Regions from separate parts of the Homo sapiens genome. Here regions 2, 3, 4, 5 and 6 are each linked to region 1. A link is a contact called in ENCODE Hi-C or POLR2A ChIA-PET data. All regions are on one chromosome and are shown on one strand. The core of a region is the stretch at or near the end of the contact, and the rest is flanking DNA. Distances in the headings are between cores, read along the strand shown. Region 1 holds the start of ATP11B (ATPase phospholipid transporting 11B (putative)). Region 2 overlaps PEX5L (peroxisomal biogenesis factor 5 like). Region 3 holds the start of SENP2 (SUMO specific peptidase 2). Region 4 has its middle 45 kb from the start of EHHADH. Region 5 holds the start of CCDC39 (coiled-coil domain 39 molecular ruler complex subunit). Region 6 holds the start of VPS8 (VPS8 subunit of CORVET complex).

Region 1 (3,420 bases), core at 460-2,959:
ACAGCTTACTGCAACAAAGCCAAAGTATTACAAGATGGTATTATAATGACATCATTAGCTTGGTTTCCTAATAAAGCATATATCTGGGATATCTGAATTTACAATGCTAAAAACAGAGACCCAACATTTGTAGGAGGGAGTGGTAGGCAGTTCTTATTTATAATTTTTTTTTTTTTTTGAGAATGATGCCCGCTGCAAAACGAAGTAACAGAAGGCTGGCTCTGAAACACCACACTTCTTGGTCTTAACGTTAAAATGCTTTTCTAGAGCAGAAGGGAAAAAGAGTTATCAGTGCTTTCGTCCCACAAAAATAGTTCCTGTTTCACTAAATTTTACCACTGCCTTTAGAATTAGTAAATGAAAACGCCAACTTGTAGAAGCATTAAGTTAATGCGATTTAGAAATTAAATAGTAACCGGCCTCATCACACAGATAAGGTTAGGCTTCTTCAGCCAGGGGCAATTTCTGTCCTAATTGTCACAGCTGCCTTAATGCTGTACTTTCTGCGCTGTAGCTGCCAGGAGGCAGATAAGATTTTTCTCTCTGAATTAATTCTGGGAAAGGTGGCACTTTTTATAGGCCTTAAATGACCCTTTTCTAAGATTTTTTGTTGGTGGTGTCCAGATGTTCCAATAATACTGGAGAGTTAACTATTCCTTCCAAACCTGTGTCGTTCAAACTGCCTTGAGGAGAACGGGAAAAAAGTAAGGTTCACACTCGAAAAGTTTCACTCGGGGTGGGGTGAGGACGAGGTAGGAAGGAAACGACAGTACGTATCGTTCGTAACTATCGTACAATACGTATCGTTTCCGAAGCTAGACCGGCAGCTGGCACAGTCTTTCCCCTTTCCAGGTCCTGGGGAGAAACGTCTCTCGCTGAGGGGGCTAGACACCTACGACAGCCTCCTCCTCGGGAATCAACACAGCTCTGGATCGTGACACGCTTCCAGAAGTCCGTGACGAGTGGGGGCAGAAGACAGGTTCTTCGCTTCCCCTTCACCCAAACACGTCCCAAATTGTTCGAGGCAGGAAGAGCACGCCTCTCTCATCTCCCCAAGACCTACTCTCGCTCAGCTCCCTCGCCCTGTTTCCTCTGGGGGCACCGCCACCCCGCTCGGGACTCCCGCCTCTGGCCACAGCAGCCCCGGAGCGGCAAGGGGGAAGAAGTAACGGAGAAGCGCCGGCTAGAAGCGGCCGCCTCCGGCCGCTCGGCGCCAGCCTCGGCGGCCCGGGCTTGGAGGCGAGACGAGCCCGGGAGCCGCACGGGGCTTCTCCGGCTCTGGGCCCCGCGCCCGTCTCCGCTGCGGCCTAGCCGGGCGCCCACGCCCTGGCCTCCCGGCTCCGCGCCGCCGGCCTTTCCCCGCCACCCCGGGCCGAGAGGCCCCGCGGGGGCGGACGAATGGAGGTGGAGGGGCGGGGGCACCTACCAGCTGCTGCCGGATCCAGCGCCACATTCCCCCGTCGTCGCCGTCCGGGTCCCGCGGGGCGCGGGGGCCGCGGGGCTGCAGGTGGAGGCCGACAAGACAGAGGCGGGAGCGGGCGAGCCCCTCGGGCCGAAGTTCCGCTTACCGCCGCCGCCGCCACTGCCTCACTCCCCGCGCCGCGTCCCCATCCCGCGGCGTCGGCCCCGAGTCCTACAGGCGCGGCCCCGGCGCCGCCCCCGCCCGGCGCAGCTGAGCCTGCCGCCGCGCCGCAGCCACCTTCATTATTGACCGTTGTCACCCAAAGCACCCCCGCAACCCCACCCCCGCCCCGCCCCGCCCGGCCCCCCGGCTCCACCCGGGACCGCCCCCGGCGCCCCGGCCCGCCCCCGGACGTGACGAAAGGGGGTGCGCGGACCGAGGGGGGCCTGGCGCGCCCCGCCGCCGTTCCGAGTTGGGGGGTTTCTGTGTTGTGGGTCCGGGAAGAAGCGAGCGTGGAAAGGTGCCGGGTTCTCGAACGCTGTTTCTGTCCACTGCCACCCTCCTCCCCGTTCTGGGAGTGGGATTAAGTCGTGTCTGTGGGTCTGGCCATCTCCGGAGTCTGCAGCTTGGGGCCGATTCCTCGGTCTCTACCTCCTGTTGCAGGTCTTTTTCGGGCTCTGTGGCTTCTTTGGTTCACGCGTCTCCCGACACGCATACGCACAGTCCTGAACGTATGTGACTGAAAGTTAATCCCCCCAGAAGTCCCAGTTTGGGTTCCATCAAGCTGTAAGAGCTTTCGTCTCAACACAAGTCAGGCCTCTTCTTTAGCAAATGGCTGAGACGGGGCTAGGGAAATCTTGATCACACCCATTAAGTGATTCGAAAGCGTTGCAAGTCCCCTGAGCCTGGTACAGCCTGGACCCGTGTTTCTAGGCGAATGGATGAGATATTCTGTCTTGCCGTGTGCTAAATTGGACAGGTTCAGGGGAAGATAATTTGTATAAAAAGGTAGTTCTTTACTGCTAACTGCCAAACTTCTGCAATCAAAAACACCCGTAGCAGTAACTTGACCTAGGTTAAAAAAGTGTGTGGATGACAAGCTCAGAAGGAATATACAAGCAACTGGAACAAGGCTTTGACTTAAAGGTTTGGCGTTGTTTAAAAGCAGCCCCGTATACATATTGTGTTATGTATATGTATTGAATGCTGTATTTTTGCTGAATTAAAGCACACTTCACCGACAGACGTTTGTGGTTAAAAAAAAAAAAATTAAGCGGCCGGGCGCGGTGGCTCACGCCTGTAATCCCATGTAATCCCAGCACTTTGGGAGGCCGAGGCGGGTGGATCACGAGGTCAGGAGATCGAGACCTTCCTGGCTAACATGGCGAAACCCCATCTCTACTAAAAAATACAAAACATTAGCCGAGCGTGGTGGCGGTCGCCTGTAGTCCCAGCTACTCGGGAGGCTGAGGCAGGAGAATGACGTGAACCCGGGAGGCAGAGCTTGCAGTGAGCCGAGATGGCGCCACTGCACTCCAGCCTGGGCGGCAGAAGGAGACTCCGTCTCAAAAAAAAAAAAAAAAAAAAAAAATTAAGCAAGAACAAATCTAAATGAGATTAGCATGACTAGGCAGGTCGTTGAATATGCATCCTCAATCTTCTAGTTTCAGTAGACATTTCTTACTATATAATGCTTATCCAGCACCACAAATAGAATCTTTCTTTGGGGATATTTATGATCTGTAAAACCAACATGGAATTTTATATTATAAATCATCCAACTTCAAAAAATAGCTAGATATTTGAAAAGTCATCTTACTTTTATTCTTGTGGCTAAACCTTACTTTATGACCCTAAAAGGAAGTTTTGAGATATATTTAGTGACAAAACCTTACTGCCATTCATGGAGCACTGTGTCCATTCATGGAGCACCCAGGTCCTGTATCAAGTTCTTTACTTGTATGCTGTAATTTAACTCCAATCAATCCCTTGAAGTAGGTATTATTCCCGTTTTGTAT
Region 2 (3,420 bases), core at 453-2,952, 2.8 Mb after region 1:
CTACCTATGCAGGACTGTGTTTACTGTCTTCTGCTCTTGCCAGCCTAGCCATCTCTGTGAGTAAACAAGGTTCTAGCATTGTTGAGTAACAAGCACACACCTAGCTCTCCTCTACCAGTCCATCTTCCCCAGTTTTCCAAGCAGTAATGCAACTAACTCACAGGGCTCAGTTAAAAACTGTAATCACCAAGAGAGACATCATGAGTCACCATCTCAAGTTCAACAAATATCTGAAATGCTATCAGGTATCTTTACTTTAAGATATTAATATTCAGCCTATGTTCATTACATGCAGCATAAAAGAAAAATACTAGACTTTCAAGCTGGAAAAATGTATTGCTGTTAAGTCATTTTCAAATAGCCCATGTTTTCTTTCTTTTTAATCTAATAGGGAGAAGTGCTGGCACAATGTTTAGTCAGTGAGAAAACAAATGCATAATTGAAATGACATGAGCTGACAGGTTGAGTGTAAAAATGATGTTATATATGAAAGTAACAGTCAGAGACAGTAGTACTTAAAATTAGACTCAGCCATTTGGTAGAGAAATTGAAAAGAAACCTATTCAGCCTTTTATTGTGGAAGGAGTGTTGCCGTACTTATTTATTTTTGCTGTTGATTTTTAAGTAGGTTCATCTGATCAAAATAAGAACTGTAAATATTAGATCTGGAAGGAATTTCAGAAGATAATCTAATCCAGTGGATTAAAAAATTAAAAATTCCATCCCATGGAACCCATTTCTAGTCACCTTAATAGGGGAAGGAGTGTGTATGATTATGGTGATAGCACTTAAGGAACAACTTAGGTGTATAGATAAACTTTGATGAAAAGATATTGTTCTAAGAAGCTTAATCATATTACTTGTTATAATCAAAATAAGTTAAGCAAGTCTTGGAGTAAAAAGGTAACTTGACTGGGTTCACCAGGTTACTTCACATCACAGGCAATATTTGAACTTGGGATCTGCAGCCTCTAGTCTTGAGTTCATTCAGCCACTCCTGTAACTGCCTTTCTAAATTATGATACTTCCTCTCCTTTCTTCCAAATGTCCCATGTTGGTAAGATAAGCATAGTAATCAAACCAGAATAGTCATTTGAGAAAAGTGTGTATTTCAAGTGCACAGCTAAAAGTCTATTTGTCTGATAGATTTTTATAAAAAGATGTTTATATTAGATACCTCCTAACTCTTCATAAAATGGTTCTCACAAACTTTGTGACATCTTCCCAGTATCCATCAGGGTATAGATATTAAAGATTTTTAAAGTAAACTTTGAAATCTCCTAAACTACTCTGGGATTAACAAAGTGTTTCCTCCCTGTTGACACAGATGGTTTTTCTACAGCTCATCTCTCAGGGCCTCTCCACCTGGTTCAGTTTATCATCTCCCCCTCAACTGGCCATGGTGATTGTGAACCGTATCGACAGTTCAGCTTTCAGGCCCATCCGTTTTGAAGTCAGCTGCCAGTGCTTTTGTCTAATGAACCATGCAGGTGAACTCGGTGATTACTGATTGAATCAGCGTCTATTGTCAGAAGGGCTTTGAAAACCAGTTGTGAGTGGAAATATTTGTCCCTCAATGATTTATGTTATAAATTCAATTTTATCACTTATAATAAAAATGACAAAGGATCAGGAAGACCATACAAAATATTTTTCTTATTTTCATATTTAAACAACAGGGAGAGTTTACAGAGTAAAGTTCCCTTTTTCTCTTCGACTTTGGACTGAGATGCCCACGCTCTGCCATTGCCCCGACCTTGTCATTCTGTGGTTGCGCTTTTACTTCTCTCCATCCAGACTTTACAGTGCATGTCTTTTCTTCTCTGCTCAGCACCACTCTCTGATCCCTGCCTCTGGAACGTGTCTCTTATTCTGACACTGCATATATAAGGTTTGACAGAAATGCAGTTCTTGCAAACCTGTTTTTTTTTTTATGCTCCATTGCTTTCTTCCTTTTCTCCAAAACAACTCTAGAATTCTGTCATTTCCATTTTTGGTTTAATTTTTCACATGGTTTACCCCCAGTTGAAATGGGTACCACTTCCTTCCTGTCTTGTGATCTAGGAAACACACACACACACACACACACACACACATACACATACACAAGTGATCATTCAATACAATTGTTATTTATTCCTCATCGTATTTTTTGGCCAAATGATCTCATTCTTGAAATATATGAATAAGTAACTTATTAAAGAAATGGAAATGGTGAGAGAATGTACCATCCAGGCTTTGTGCTGGATGTTCTGAATAGAAAAAACATTCATTCATCACTTTGTTTTCTAACAAAATTATCTCATTTGTATAATTTGTGAATAATTAACTAATTTTGTTGTAGAAAAACACTAAGCATAGAAGTTGTTTTCTTCCAGTCAAGGGTTGTTCAGTTATCACTTCCCTGCATTCTCAGCTTCTCTCTTTAAACTTTAAATGTGTCCCCAAAATTGACACATGAAATTTTATGAACTATTGGAGTAGTCCCTGAAAAAAATGAGCTATGTTGCATAAGTTGATGGATTTCATTAATCAAATCATTTACTACAAGATAAAACATATTGAGCTCATAAACAGGTTAGATATTGTTAAATTTTTAAGCTAAAAATGTAAAACCTTGTAAACTTTGCATTTTTTAAAAAAGGAAGCAACTTGTTTTTGTCTAGATGAATGAGCCATTTTAATTTTGCATCCAGACTCCAAGGAACTTGAGTTAAAATCATACCCTTGGATCAGGACTTTTATGAACAACAGTAGCAATACCCCATGGACCCCAACACTGCTTAGCTTACTGGTGAGCACCCAATACATAGTGAGAACTAATGTTTCCCACTGTCTCCCAAATAAAATGCAAACTCCTCCACTGGGCTTGCAGGCTGTCCATTGTCATCCAGCCCCTAACTACCTCATTGTGCTTATCTAATGCCCCCTCAACTTCATGCCCCATTCATACTGAACACCTTGAAGCATCGAGTGTTTGATGTTCTTCCTCCCTTCACACTTTGCTCTTGCTCTTCCTTCTGCCTATGTGTAAGAATATAACATATATCACAAATATTTTGGCATATCTGCTAGAAGTAGAGGATATAGATTGCAAGGAAGGAGACCTCCTCATAGTTCTGACCAAGGCTGGCCCCTTGGAGAATCCAAATGGTAAGAGAACAAAGAGGGAAAGAGCAAGTCCCCCTAGGTTCTGTAGATGGACAGACTTCTTCAGCTTTACAAATATAAGGGAGAAATGAGAAAAAAAATAAGCAAAACATAAAGCCTGCTCTTGAAAAGAAGAGGCAGAAAATGGAGAAACAGAAAAATCTGAGACTCTATTACTTGGAGAAATTTATTATGTAAACAATTTTGCTATATATATTCTAGGCATAGTTTTGGAGGAAAACACATAGTTACACTGAGTACAGTAATACC
Region 3 (3,420 bases), core at 409-2,908, 2.8 Mb before region 1:
CCTGGCCAAGATGGTGAAACCCCGTCTCTACTAAAAAAAATACAAAAAATATAAGCCGGGTGCAGTGGCAGGCGCCTGTAATCCCAGCTATTCCGGAGGCTGAGGCAGAAGAATCGCCTGAACCCAGTGGGCAGAGGTTGCAGTGAGCTGAGATCGTGCCACCGCACTTCAGCCTGGGCAACAAAATGAGACTCTGTCTCAAAAAAAAAAAAAAAAAAAATAGCCGGGCATGGTGGCGGGCGCCTGTAGTCCCAGCTACTGGGGAGGCTGAGGCAGGAGAATGGCGTGACTCCCGGAGGCAGAGCTTGCAGTGAGCCGAGATTGCGCCACTGCACTCCAGCCTGGGGGACAGAGCGAGACTCCTTCTCAAAAAAAAAAAAAATTAACACTTGATCACTAAAGTTGAAGAGGGGGCATAGAATTTGTATAGTATTTTATTTTCCAGATTTTTAGGTAAGGAGGTCGATACAATAAAATGGGACACTCCAAAGAGTAGATGCTAAATAAGAATAGCTTTTGGGGCTGAGTGCAGTGGCTCATGCCTGCAGTCCCAGCACTTCCAAAGGCTGGGGTGGGCGGATCACTTGAGGTCAGGAGTTCAAGGCCAGCCTAGCCAATATAGTGAAACCCCATCTCTACTAAAAACACAAAAATTAGCCAGGCGTGGTGGTGCACACCTGCAATCCCAGCTACTTGGGAGGCTGAGGCAGGGGAATCGCTTGAACCCAGGAGGCGGAGGTTGCGGTAAGCCGAGATCGCACCACTGCACTCCAGCCTGGGCGACAGAGCAAGACTCCGTCTCAACCAAAAGAAAAAGAAAAAAAGAAAAGAATAGCTTTGCGTTTCCCCCAAATTTTAACCGAATTTAAGAGTACAGACTAGTGATTGTTTTAAAGGAGTGAGGCACCTAAGCCTTTTTACTCATTCACTAATTCTAAAGCACAAAACCCTTCTGGCCCCAAACACACAGACTGTTTGACAGCTGTTTTGGAACAAAACAGGTGCTGTTTCTTGCTGCAAGGACAGTACTTGCAGTCAAAACGGCTTTGGGCAAGCTATGAATCTCACTTCAACTGCACTTAATGTCTGCAGATGACACTTGCGAGGGTGCTTTGTAAACAGTGAGCCACAACAAAGACAGTATTCCTTCAATGTTAGTGTTCAGCCTAAGAGCGGCAAAGCCCCATTTGTTATCAGCAACCAGCTTGGCCTCTGACAAGAATGTCAAAGACCCTGCCATCACCGGCCGCTACGAAGACGACCAGCTCCTCCTTCATCAGGAGCTGCCTCCCTACAGCCTGGCGGGAGCGACTACGTCACTAGGATCCCGGCGACCTGTTTCGGGTGAGCCTGGCTGAATCAAAGCTATCACGGCCGAGGAGCCCGCTGTGGGGGAGGGGGTAAGGCCAGGCTGGCGCTCAGCCCCCTCTCGTCTCACCTGTCTGAGCGCCGCCTCTTCAGGAGGGCCCGGGCAGGGGGCACCGACCGGTCGCAGAAACGGAAAATGGTGCCGAGAATCCTAACCAGCCATCTGTACATACCAGGCCCAAGCAGCAGCGGCGGCCGACACACCCCGAGACGCAAACCCCAGAGCTGTCGCCGCCGCTGCCGCCTTCGCCGTCTTAACCACCACCGCCAGAGTTCGGTCGCTGATTTGTGACGCGATTCAAGAGCCCACAGATACAGCGTCCCCAGGGCTACCAGAGGCCCCCGCCCGCCACCACTCCTGACGTCACCTCCTCCCGCCCGACCGGAAAGCTCCATTCTCAATCTGCGCACGCGCAACCTAGCACCGCTCCCTATTTCCGAGCCCAGCAACAAGAGTAATTGTGGGACGGTCCCGGCCCAATCGCTGACGAGATCGGAAGGGCTGTCGGCAGGGTTTTCTCTTCGGCGGAGCCAATCCGGAGCCGGCCCGTGGGACAAGGCCCACAGGCCACATGTGAGGCTGCTCCACTCCGGAGGAGGCGTTCCGGGGTCCCAGAGGACATTAGGTGCTCAGTGTTTGCTGAATGCACATGTAAAGGTAGATCAGGTTAATTAACACACGTTTACCGTTTTAGGCGCCCTTTATTTTGCACTTACCTTTTGCCTCGTACTTTTCACGCATTGTCACCTTAATATGCCCAGCAATGGCGTGTGACAGAGAGTCTTAAGCCAGTTTTATAAGTCAAGGAAATTGAGGCATAGAGCGATTAAGTTATTTGTCTAAGATCACAAAACTAGCTAGAGACGTGGCTGGAACTTGAACCCGGGGTCTGAGTACCAGCGCCAGTCCCTCGCCCTTGAGGTCAGTCTACTTGGAGACATGTACATAGATAATTACAAATTACAATACACCGTAAGTGGTTGCTGTGATAAAGGTATGTGCAGAGTGCAGTGGGAGCCAGAGAAAGGAAAACCACACACTGAGGGAGAGAAGGAAAGGGCAGATGTCCTCAAGAAAGGCTTCACAGAAATTTAAGGATGAAACCTGCGGCCCACTAATGTCTCCTACCCTGGGCTAGTAAGTAATGAGTCTCGTTACTCTCCCTCTATAATTCCAATGTCACACTTCTAGTTAATTGTCAACTATAGGCCGGGCGCGGTGGCTCCTGCCTTTAATCCCAGCACTTTGGGAGGCTGAGGTGGGCAGATAGCTTGAGCCCAGGAGTTTGAGACCAGTCTGTGCAACATAGTAAAACCCCATCTTTACAAAAAATACAAAAATTAGCCGGGTGTGGTGGCACGCACCTGTAGTCCCAACTACTTGGTAGGCTGAGGTGAGACGATCACTTGAGCCCAGGAGGTTGAGACTGCAGTGAGTCGTGATCACGCCACTGCACTCCAGCCAGGGTGACAGAGTGGGACCCTGACGCACCCCATCAAAAAATTATCAACTGTAAAACAAATCCCACCCTATTTAGTGATAGAAAATCCAGTCCCCTCTTCCAAACAATCCTAAGAATCCTCAAAGGTTTTCATGCCCCACAAATCCATTCCTGATTAACTTGTTTCCTACTTGTGATTCAGTTAAGGCCAGAGTTTTACACTTGCTTGAACTTCAACGCTGGCACTCCCCAGTACAGCCTCTTCCTTTCCTCAATAGACAGCATTCCAGGCCGGGTGTGGTGGCACACGCCTGTAATCCCAGCATTTTGGGATGCCAAGGCAGGCGGATCACTTGAGGACAGGAGTTCAAGACCAGCCTGGCCAACATGGTGAGACAACCCCATCTCTACTAAAAAAAAAAATACAAAAATTAGCCAGGCATGGTAGTACACTCCTGTAATCCCAGCTACTTGGAAGGCTGAGGCAGGAGAATCGCTTGAACCTGGGAGGTGGAGGTTGCAGTAAGCGGAGATTGCACCACTGCACTCCAGCCTAGGCAACAGAGCAAGACTCTGTCTCAAAAAATAAATAAATAAAATAAATACATGT
Region 4 (3,420 bases), core at 366-2,865, 2.5 Mb before region 1:
AAAAAATTAAAAATAGAATTACCATATGACCTAGCAATCCCACTTCTGGGTATATATCCAAAAGAATTCAAAACAAGATTTCAAAGAGATATTCACACGCTCATGTTCATTGCAGTATTGGTCACAATAGCCAACAACCTAAATGTCCACCAACAGATGAATAAAGAAAATTTGGTATATTCACACAATGGATATTATTCAGCCTTAAAAAAGAAGGTAGGCCAGGCGTGGTGGCTCATGTCTGTAATCCCAGCACTTTGGGAGGCTGAGACAGGTGGATCACTTGAGGTCAGGAGTTTGAGACCAGCCTGACCAACATGGTGAATCCCTGTCTCTACTAAAAATACAAAAATTAGCCAGCGTGATGCCAGGCACCTGTGGTCCCAGCTAGTCAGGAGGCTGAGGCAGAATAATTGCTTGAACCTGGGAGGCTGGAGGTTGCAGTGAGCCGAGATGGCGCCATTGCACTCCAGCCTGGGCAACAAAGCTACACTCCATCTGAAAAAGAAAAAAAAGAAAAAAAAAATAAGGAAATAGGGCCGGGCGTGGTGGCTCACGCCTGTAATCCCAGCACTTTGGGAGGCCAAGGCAGGTGGATCACCTGTGATCAGGAGTTCGAGACAAGTGAAACCCCATCTCTACTAAAAATACAAAAACTTAGCTGGGCGTGGTGGCGGGTGCCTGTCCCAGCTACTCGGGAGGCTGAGGCAGGAGAATAGCTTGAACCGGGGAGGCGGAGGTTGCAATAAGCCGAGATCGTGCCACTGCACTCTAGCCTGGGCAACAGAGTGAAACTCTGTCTGAAAAAAAAAAAAAAAAAAGAAAAGAAGGAAATCCTATCATATGCTACAACACAGATGAACTCTGAGGACACTGTGTTAAGTGAAACGAACCAGCCACAAAAAGAAAAATATTGCATGATTCCACTTATGTGAAGTATCAAAAATAGTCAAACTCTTAGAAATGGGAAGTAGAATGGTGCTACTAGTAGAATGGGGAAGAGAGAAAAGGTGAGTTATTCAAGGGGTACAGAGTTTCAGTTTTGCAAGATGAAGAAGTTCTAGAGATCTGTTTCACAACAATATATATACCGTTAACACTACTGTACTGTATCTTTAAAAATTGTTTTAAAAAGAGAGAGAGAGGGCCGGGCGCGGTGGCTCACGCCTGTAATCCCAGCACTTTGGGAGGCCGAGGCGGGTGGATCATGAGGTCAGGAGATCGAGACCATCCTGGCTAACAAGGTGAAACCCCGTCTCTACTAAAAATACAAAAAATTAGCCGGGCGCGGTGGCGGGCGCCTGTAGTCCCAGCTACTCGGGAGGCTGAGGCAGGAGAATGGCGTGAACCCGGGAGGCGGAGCTTGCAGTGAGCCGAGATTGCGCCACTGCAGTCCGCAGTCCGGCCTGGGCGACAGAGCGAGACTCCGTCTCAAAAAAAAAAAAAAAAAAAAAAAAGAGAGAGAGAGAGAAAACAGACAGACATACAGAGAAGATAGCAATATGAAGATGGGGTCATCGACTGAAATGTTGTTACACAGCACATTGCTGTACTTCATTCTGGCAGCCCTAGGAAAGTAACACAAGGGCCCACAGAAGAAAGCTTGCAAGTGAGTGCAGGCTCCTTTTGTGACTGGGGCTTCCCGTTATTCTGAAATGTTACATTAGCCCACATTCAGCCTTTAAGAATTCATTACAGTTTTAGCTGCTTTCTTCTTACCTACCTTTACGGTGCCTTCTCTTCCTCCTATGCTCTGCCAAAGGTAACACAGTTTCTGTGTCCTGTCTCTCTTCAAAAGGGCTTGCCTCTCTTTGGAATTTCAGTTCATCTGATTGCCTTGTGACCTCAACTCTCTGATGAGCTCAAGAAGCATCATGACTTTGTGGATTATCAAGATTTTTCTCATTGTTATGATGGGAACAATGTTCTCTTGCAACATTCTACATCCTAAACAGAAGCAAAATTTTCAGCATTTCCTGAAAGATGATTCCAAGGGTTATTAATAGATTTTATGAGCGAAAAAGAATTGTGATTACACGTTTGGAACGTGTTAAGATACACTATAAACTTTCAAAAAAGACTGCAACATTTTCCAAACATGTCATTACAGAACCCTTTTGGCTTACAAAATCTCTTGCAGTTGTGTCAGACATTCTGTGTACCATAGTTTAGGAGATAATGAGTTAAACGCCTAGACATGTTTTTTTTGTCCTCACTATATGGCAAAATTAGTGTCAGCAAACCAGTTGGGGGATATTTTCTTTCTGCCACTTCACCACTTTGACTGAAAATAAGATCTTTCTGTTTCTACATCACTTATGCTGGAAGATACGGTGACCTTTGCATTACTTCTGTCTCTTCTCAGGTTTTCTCCCGTTACTCATCAAATGCCAAAATGAGGAGATACTTGACTTCTTAAAAAATGAACATAAAGTTCCATCAAATAAATAAAATATGTAAAGTAAATTCAATAAACATATTTTAAATTAGTTAGGATAATGTATACTTACACATTAAATATAACAACACAAATTTAATCAGCAACATGTTATACATAATGCTTTTGGTAAAATACTTTCCCTTTGAGTTGTCCATTTTAATGGTTCTGTGGTGTTCTTAATGTTTCTCCTCATTTCCTTTCCTTGAAATACGTGGAACATAAATGGTTTTTTTAAAACATACATATTTCCATTATTTCCCTAAGTCTATGGTTCATTTAGTTTTCCTCTTTCAACCCTGAAAAAAATGGTGTGGGACAGATGTGACTTCAAATGTAATATTTATCTCTAAGTAAAAGATAGAAAAGAGAAAGCTTTCTAAGAAAGAAGAAAAAAATCAAATAAGAACTAGCACATTTTGCAAGTGGAACACCATTTAGCTAAATATTCTTATCTTTTGCCTCAAAAATACCAGCTTTGTTTAGTGAGGTACTGCAGAGTTTACTGAAAGGCCTGTAGTCCGTCGCCACGTTCCCTGCTTTATCTCTGGCCTGCAGACATGGCAATAATTCTCAGACTCAGTTTTAAAAGACAAAAAAAAAAAAAGACAGAATTAGGAAACTATACATACCATGAACAGAAAGACATGTACTGTACAATATCTATTAATTGTATGCACACAGAGAGAGAGAGAGAGAGTAGCTCTTATTTTGGTTACTGTATTGGTGAAAAATTTCTTGAAGTCTAATTCATCTAACTCCCAATCTTCCTACCCTGTTTAGTTGTGACTACATAAGAACCTGTTTCTTTTTCTTTTCTTTTCTTTTTTTTTTTTTTTGAGACGGAGTCTCACTGTGTTGCCCAGACTGGAGTGCAGTGGCACGGTCTCAGCTCATTGCAACCTCCGCCTCCTGGGTTCAAGAGATTCTCCCACCTCAGTCTCCCGAGTAGCTGGGATTACAGGCATGTGCCACCACACCTG
Region 5 (3,420 bases), core at 544-3,043, 2.1 Mb after region 1:
TGATTGCTGGAAGTCTTGTTCTGCCATTTTCCTCCCCACCTTTGACCCAACACCAATAATTTTAGAAAGCAGCATTGCCACAACATATCCCAAGTATAAATAACTATGTACCATCTTAACATAAGCTGAATACTAACATTTTCATTAGTTGGAATGACTAAACTATTATAAAATAAGTAATGATCATTTATAAAGGATTAAATGTCATTATATCTAAAATTCCACTATTACATGCAGGTCAAATTTCTTCTACAAGTTGAGCCTTTCTCCCCAGCCTTTAATCATTGTAGAAAGGGGGAATAAAATGCTTTGCTAATTCTAGTCTTTAAAGGCACTAAGTCCACAAGATTAAGTTTATGGAAAACAATGTAGGCACAAAGAGACAAAGCTCCTACAGGAGGATTTCAGAACTATAGTGACAAACAAATCGACTGTAAAAAGACATTTTTAGGACAGTCGAAATATGAATCTGAAATGGTTATTAGATGATATTGAAGAATAGTTGATTTTTATAGGTGTGATAATGATATTGTGCTTATGTTAGATAACATTAACCACTCTTCTACCAATACATGCTCATGTATTTAGGGCTGTAATGTCATGATGTCTATGATTATTTTTTCACTTGAGCAAAAGATACAGATGATGCTAACATGGCAAAATATGAATGCTAAATCAAGGTGATGCATATATAGCAGTTATTTATACTCTGCTTTCTATTCCCATATACATTTAAAATATTTATAATAAAAGTTTAACAATGTCTAGGTAAAATAAAATTCGAAAGAGCAAAAAAAATTACAGATGATTATTGGATACGTAAAATTAATTCATGCACAGCATCCCTTCTTTAATCACTTTGCCTCAAGGAGCCTCGGTTTAACTTACCGAGAAAATGAAAGGATTAGATTAGTTGATTGTTTTGTCCTTTCCAGTTCTGAGATACTATACAAGAGAGACTATAACTCAAATGCCTACCCGTGCCAAGCAGGTAATTCAAATTAGTGAACTGGTAAAGTGCTTTGTTGGTCTAAAGGGGGCGCCTCTCCAGCGGAACATTGCCTTTTGATAATGGGGATTGTGTCACCTACCCTTTTTCAAGCAGAGGAAATACAGACGTTTATGCGAAATTCCACACTTTAAATGTTAGCAAACAAAAATGCAAAGAAAAATGCAAGTATGGGAGTGGTGCCGGAGGGACCACCACACCGCGCCACAAGTGTGCGGCCTCCGCGCGGTCCGCGTCTGTGATCGACTGGGACATCCGCGATGGGGCCGGTGAGTGCGGTGAGGAAGGCTGGCCGACTGAAACAGGCGACGATCAGAACATCCCAGTGATGCCAGAGAGAGAGTTGTTTCCAAACACCAGTTCACTTCGGTCTACTTTCACCTACTGTAGTAGCTGAAATCTACACAACACAGCAAACACACCTTGAAAAGAAACTTAGTTTATAATCCCTGTTGGCTCCCGTCTTCCCCCAGGCAATCGGAGGATCGTGTGGTTTACTTCCAGCCAGCTGCCCCGTGGTCCTCCAGCCAGCTCCGGGGGCCACAGTTTTCACACGCTCCGGGAGCGATCCGAGAGCCGCCTTTTCGTGGAAAGTTACGCTGCCGCCTGGCAACCCCCGGGAACGTCGGGAGGGGCAAGTTGCTGCTCATCCCTCAGTGCTCAAGGTAAGAAAAAGATTCTTCGGCCTGCAGGCAGGGAGTTCTCAACCGGAAGTTTCGCCTTCGGGCTGGAGCGTTTCCTGTTTGGTAACTAAGGACGCGGGAAGGTTGCTAGGGCTCCCCCGGCAATTGCCGCGGCACTGTGCAGGTGCCTGGGCTTGACGCGGGTGCTGCTCACCCGCTGTACAAGAAGGCGGATCTTTGCTCTGTATCTTCTCTATCCGTTTGCAGTCATGAGTAGCGAATTCCTGGCTGAGCTGCACTGGGAGGATGGGTTCGCCATCCCGGTGGCGAACGAGGAGAACAAGCTACTGGAAGATCAGGTGAGATCAATTGAAGCAGGCGGGAGGAAGCAGAGAGAGCCTGTTGGGGGCGTTTTCTGGTTGGCAGTACTACCCCAGCCCTTTTATTTCTCTCCTTTCCTAATCCTGTGCTTCCTCTAACACTCCCCCGCACCATCGCCCTCCTCCCTTACCCTCTCTGCCTATTTCAGTAATTGTTAAGCATTTAAAAATGCTATTAAAACCATAATTGACATTTAGGGTTATAAAGCTCGAATTATTACTCCCTTCCTCATGCCCACTCCTCTTACTTATTTCGTTCCTCCTGGCGAGAGAGGAAAGGCTGGTTCCGGCGCCCGCTTTTTCCTTGCTCAAAAATTAAAGAGCTACTTGGAAAAGAATTTCTGAGGTTTGCATAGCAACGGTTATTTGCGCACGTTTATAAATTAAACTCCAGAAGGTTCATATTTCTTTGTGAGTTTTTGTCTGTAATGTTTAAAGCTGAAAGTGACTTGAGATGTTTTCAAGAGGAACAGCCCGGTAAGAATGAAATGTGCGGTTTACAGTTTTTCAAAGAGAAGATTGAGTTGTCACAGATTAACATAAGAAATTTTACGTTGCAAGGACGAACTTACACTAACTACAATTCATAGCAGTTGTTAAAAAAAAAAAAATTGCAGGCCGGGCGCAGTGGCTCACACCTGTAATCCCAGCACTTTGGGAGGCTGAGGCGGAGGAACCCTAAAAGCCAGGAGTAAAACAAGCTTGAACAACAAAGCGAGACCCCCCACAAACCCCTCCCACCGCGTCTCTACGAAAAAATAAAAAAATAAAAAATTGCAACCGGGTCAGCAAATTTTGAAAAACTTTGGTGGTGATATGTTGTGTAGAAGAAGGTCCAAGAATAACAGATGATGCTTACACAACTTTGTAAAACGGAACAGAAAGTTTTCTCAGCTCTAAAAAAGGAAAATGAAAATCCTGTTACTCTACCTTTTGAAAACAATGGAAATGCTTTTTAACACGTTCTGACCTATTTACTCATGTGTAATTTAGAAGACTGCAATTTTTCCCCAAAGGAGGGCAATATTAGGAAATGTAAGGGATCTAGCACTGAGTACCGAGGAATTAATACTAAGTATCCAGCCCTGGGTTCAGATCCTACTTACCAACCCTAATCCTGCTTCTTTTTTTGTAAAGCGGAGATGGAGATGAACAAACTAATTACTTCGCGGGCTCTAGGGACATAATATGGGTTAAGGTTCCATCCAAATTTTAGGTTTTAGTATTCTTGCCATAATATGTGTCACACAGGATTTTTATGTACATATTAAGTATATTAGCTCTTTTAAAAAAGTATAGAGCCATATAAAGAAGAAAAATGAGCACCACAATTGCATTAAATTAAATTGCTTTTTAAACTCTGACATTTAAAAAGCAACTCCTGTAAATTTAAGATATTCAAACAGAA
Region 6 (3,420 bases), core at 364-2,863, 2.0 Mb before region 1:
ATACAGCTAAGAATCACCAACATGTCCCAATATTCTGGAAGACAGAAAACATCCATCTGCTGACAATGGTCCAGATACGAAGCAAATATATTAAATATAAAGAAAAAATCAACATATTACTCTGTTAGAGCTCTGGAAAGAATTTTCTCACAAATGCCTCTTTGACCATATAAAGCCCAGTAGTTCAACGAATTTTTTTTCCATTTATCTTTATTGCATATTCTATGGAACAGGCCAGCTATTGCCAGAGGATTCAATACCTATTCTGTGCTTAAATTTAACCATGAGCAAACCCACGTCTTACACAAACATATGCAGATTCTCCATCCACATTTATATTAGATATACCTCAAACCCACACAGGCAGACATAGACATACACAGACAATTAACATGTAATTGTCTCCCAAATGCAGACATTTGGAGTAAGGTTTAGCACCACAAGCTAACATCCATGCTTGTTTTGCTTGGGTTTTGGGGTTTTTCAGTAGGGGAAAGTAGAGTATGGTAGAGGGTGGATGGTGCAGAGGCCAGAAGCCTTCCTATTCATTCTAACAAGAATCTAAGAAGTGGAGGGGGCCTGCTTATTTAAAGAAGGCTCCCCAGCTAGCTATTCCTGATAACCCACGGCCATGGAACCTCTCACCGATCCTACCTCCTCCCACCCTATCCTCCTGTAAAGCACCCCCATTTTGTACACCCAGACACTCTGAGCAGCTGTTTCCCTCCTTCCCCAGATGCCAAGCACAAAGAACTGGCCAAGGCACAGGAGTAGCCTCGAACTTCAGAGGCCCACCTTTCACCCTGCTGCCCTCACTCTGGTGCACAACTTGCACGCGGAGACAAACTGGAACCAGCCTCACAGGGTGCGCACCGATCCTAAGAGGTGGACACCCCATCTAAGCCTCAGGCTCAGGCACCTTGATATCAGTCCCTGGAGGCTAAAGGGGTCCACACCTGTTTCCCAGGCCCGACAGACCGGCTACACACCTGTTCCGCCCGGGAGTGGGGAGGGGCATGACACCCGCCGCCTAGGCTCACAGTCGGGGGAGCGGGCGCGCCAGTCCCTCAGCCTAATTGCCGCACGACTGTAACAGGACAGAATGAGGCTTGCAATTATAGTCGCAAAGTAGATAGGGAACTGAGGGGTTACTGGCCCTTTGCAGAAAGGGAGAGATACACAAATACATCACCGGAGTCACTGGATTTAGTGATACCTCAGCCCCTTCCAGGTTTGGAGCCAATAAATCCCTTTTTACTTAAGCCCATTTGAATTTTCACATTCATTTGGAACCAGTAAGTGGAAATTGCCCGACCCAGTTCCGGGCCAACGTACGACACGCCCCTCCACTCGAGAATCAACCCCGCCCGGCCCGTGGCTCGGGTCCGGTTAGCCCGTCAGGGGCTGCTCTGTTCGCTCCCCGAGGTCCCGCCGCTGTCGCGCGGGGAGGAGACGCCGAGGCTCAGAGACCTGTCGCGCGCTCTCCTCCTACCCTGAATACGGCCCCTCAATCCTGTCTCCTTCCACGGGCCCGCTCTCTGGAAACTCGTTACCTGAGCTTGCTGCCATTCCGGCCGTGGACCGCCGGCCCACGTGACCGCACCCACTGCTCTAGCCTCACGCACGCGCACTACCTACCACTGCGGGCAGCGCTTCCGCTTTCCTCCTCGCACTGCTCCCCCTCCTGGGCGGTCCGCGCCTCTTCACCACGCCCCTATTTAAAGGGCCAGAGATACGCCGTCTTCCCCCCTACGGAAAAAATGGGTGATTCACATCTTGAGGACCAAGAGAATGGAAACGTCGAAAGAGTAGCGCAGACAAATAAATAACAGTCCTTGAGGTGAGAGGAGAAAGCTCCTCCTTTAAGAAAGTGAACTTACTTGCAGCCAGCCCAGAAGGGAAGTTGATTCCCTGCCTTTTGGAGTTTGCAACCAGTAAATTTTTTTTAACTTTTTTTTTTTTTTAAAAGATGAACTCAGAATTGCCTATTTATTGTGTCAAATAAGTACAATAGGCACACACATACTAAAATACCAACTATTATCTTGTAATATATCATCAGTGTTGCTCCCCAAAATACATCTTAACACCAAAAATACAGGAGAAACATAGTCTCAAATAAAGGAAACATCTGAAAAATGAACAAAAACGTATGCTTATTTCTCTTATCGCTCCTGAAGAAAGGTGAAAGCTTTCAGAACAGACTGGTTTCTAGAGTCATCACTGTACGTAACATTAGCCCCAGGACACAGATTTTAGGCCTGCTGGGGGCTATATAGGTCAAGAAAACAGGAGGAAGAACACCAGAAGATACTCTTGGAAGGAGATACAGAAAATATTCGGTTGGGCAGACATTTTTGAGCATCAGCTAGGTTCACTAGACTTCTGGGCCTTCAGAAGACCCGAAGGTGTTGCCCTGTCCTCCAGGTATTTATTTTCTAAGAATTCAGTGTACAGACATAACAAAATACAAGGCAGGCTGTTTTGAGTAATATAAAGAAAGACATTGAACCACCATTTTCGCACAGACAGGGGGAAAGGGTGAAACACTCAAGGAAGGATGTGGTATCTTGTCAGGGCCTTGAAGGATTTCAGTAGCAGAGAGCAGGGAGAATGCCTAGCTGAGGGAAGGGTGGGATCAAAGGCAGTACAAAGCAAGTTTGGGAACTAGTTATTGGCCTGATGTAGCCGTGGTGTGGCCAGTGGCTTTCAACCTTCTTTTAATCATCCCTCACAGTAAGAAATACATTTCAGGCCAGGTGCGGTGACTCATGCCTGCAATCCCAGCACTTTGGGAGGCTGAGGCAGGTGGTCAGGAGTTCAAGACCAGCCTGACCAACATGGAGAAACCCTGTCTCTACTAAAAATACAAAAATTAGCCAGGTGTGGTGGCATGCACCTGTGGTCCCAGCTACTCGGGAGGCTGAGGCAGGAGAATTGCTTGAACCCAGGAGGCAGAGGTTGCAGCAGTGAGCCAAGATTGTGCCATTGCACTCCAGCCTGGGTAACAGAGTGAGACTCCGTCTCAAAAAAAAAAAAAGATACATTTCAGCCATGGCCTAGTATAAAAACACACACAGTATGCGCATATGTGTGAGTGTGCATTATAGATAGATAGATAGATAGATAGATAGATAGATAGATATGCTGAAACAGTAATTGCCCTTAGAGTGTACAATGCAACTTGGTATTTTCTATTCTATTCTCTTTTTTTAAGTGCTGGTTACTGAATTCATTTCAGTACTCAGTGATGCAGAGCAACCCATAGTTTGAAGACACTGGTGTAGTGTGTATTAGAGATGTGGTGGGCTATGAGGCTGGAAAGGCTAGGACCAGATCCAGGAAGACATTGCACGCTAAGCTGGGGTGTTCTGCTCTTCTGGTGAGAGTCTCCAGAGGAACTCGAGCAGAGGAGTGGCA

What was found. Hi-C counts contacts between places; a loop is a spot of excess contacts on that map. ChIA-PET counts read pairs that join two places held with the same protein, here RNA polymerase II (POLR2A). Pooled maps may share reads with other maps.
Region 2: a loop to region 1 is called in a map with no recorded cell type, with 6 times the contacts of the local background. The contact joins the enhancer-like site here to the promoter of ATP11B in region 1. A Hi-C loop is called at or near these places in 4 of 37 single-sample maps with no recorded cell type and 5 of 50 pooled maps.
Region 3: a loop to region 1 is called in a map of CD8-positive, alpha-beta T cell, with 16 times the contacts of the local background. The contact joins the promoter of SENP2 here to the promoter of ATP11B in region 1. A Hi-C loop is called at or near these places in 3 of 168 maps with a recorded cell type or tissue (CD4-positive, alpha-beta T cell and CD8-positive, alpha-beta T cell) and 9 of 50 pooled maps. POLR2A ChIA-PET finds 5 or more read pairs at or near these places in 1 of 52 experiments (naive thymus-derived CD4-positive, alpha-beta T cell).
Region 4: a pooled map shows a loop between it and region 1 (2.3-fold over the local background). The contact joins the enhancer-like site here to the promoter of ATP11B in region 1. A Hi-C loop is called at or near these places in 4 of 168 maps with a recorded cell type or tissue (B cell, CD4-positive, alpha-beta memory T cell, CD8-positive, alpha-beta T cell and 1 more) and 8 of 50 pooled maps.
Region 5: a map of naive thymus-derived CD4-positive, alpha-beta T cell shows a loop between it and region 1 (17-fold over the local background). The contact joins the promoter of CCDC39 here to the promoter of ATP11B in region 1. A Hi-C loop is called at or near these places in 1 of 168 maps with a recorded cell type or tissue (naive thymus-derived CD4-positive, alpha-beta T cell) and 1 of 50 pooled maps. POLR2A ChIA-PET finds 5 or more read pairs at or near these places in 1 of 52 experiments (activated CD4-positive, alpha-beta T cell).
Region 6: a loop to region 1 is called in a map of CD8-positive, alpha-beta T cell, with 13 times the contacts of the local background. The contact joins the promoter of VPS8 here to the promoter of ATP11B in region 1. A Hi-C loop is called at or near these places in 3 of 168 maps with a recorded cell type or tissue (CD8-positive, alpha-beta T cell and naive thymus-derived CD4-positive, alpha-beta T cell) and 10 of 50 pooled maps. POLR2A ChIA-PET finds 5 or more read pairs at or near these places in 1 of 52 experiments (CD8-positive, alpha-beta memory T cell).

What each region holds. Positions count from the first base shown.
Region 1 is chr3:182,791,793-182,795,212 of GRCh38, reverse strand. ATP11B (ATPase phospholipid transporting 11B (putative)) reads right to left here and starts at 1,709. Exons shown (of 30, transcript NM_014616.3): 1 at 1,427-1,709. The coding sequence starts at 1,453. It overlaps ATP11B-DT (ATP11B divergent transcript), which reads left to right and starts at 1,849. Exons shown (of 3, transcript NR_187316.1): 1 at 1,849-2,133. RefSeq lists a silencer at 1,125-1,874.
Region 2 is chr3:179,959,878-179,963,297 of GRCh38, reverse strand. The region is part of intron 2 of PEX5L (peroxisomal biogenesis factor 5 like); the gene reads left to right. The region is part of intron 1 of LOC124909463 (a long non-coding RNA gene); the gene reads right to left. Among named protein-coding and RNA genes, the nearest start is that of PEX5L-AS2, 63 kb to the right of the region's middle. RefSeq lists a silencer at 1,335-1,384. Within about 2 kb of position 1,702, at least 2 of the 41 ENCODE cell types and tissues checked have a DNase peak (open chromatin) inside an H3K27ac peak, as active enhancers do.
Region 3 is chr3:185,584,533-185,587,952 of GRCh38, reverse strand. SENP2 (SUMO specific peptidase 2) reads right to left here and starts at 1,658. Exons shown (of 17, transcript NM_021627.3): 1 at 1,439-1,658. The coding sequence starts at 1,539. RefSeq lists enhancers at 1,579-1,978, 2,019-2,068, 1,562-2,180, 2,181-2,799, 2,800-3,419.
Region 4 is chr3:185,297,591-185,301,010 of GRCh38, reverse strand. It overlaps a transcript of MAP3K13 not described here. Among named protein-coding and RNA genes, the nearest start is that of EHHADH, 45 kb to the right of the region's middle. Within about 2 kb of position 1,615, at least 4 of the 41 ENCODE cell types and tissues checked have a DNase peak (open chromatin) inside an H3K27ac peak, as active enhancers do; they include B cell, where a contact is called at or near this core.
Region 5 is chr3:180,677,862-180,681,281 of GRCh38, reverse strand. It overlaps CCDC39 (coiled-coil domain 39 molecular ruler complex subunit), which reads left to right and starts at 1,793. Exons shown (of 20, transcript NM_181426.2): 1 at 1,793-1,991. The coding sequence starts at 1,902. CCDC39-AS1 (CCDC39 antisense RNA 1) reads right to left here and starts at 1,201. Exons shown (of 2, transcript NR_046725.1): 1 at 1,092-1,201. RefSeq lists enhancers at 1,292-1,341, 1,422-1,521.
Region 6 is chr3:184,810,359-184,813,778 of GRCh38, reverse strand. It overlaps VPS8 (VPS8 subunit of CORVET complex), which reads right to left and starts at 1,613. Exons shown (of 48, transcript NM_001009921.3): 1 at 1,554-1,613. RefSeq lists enhancers at 1,486-1,685, 1,746-1,795.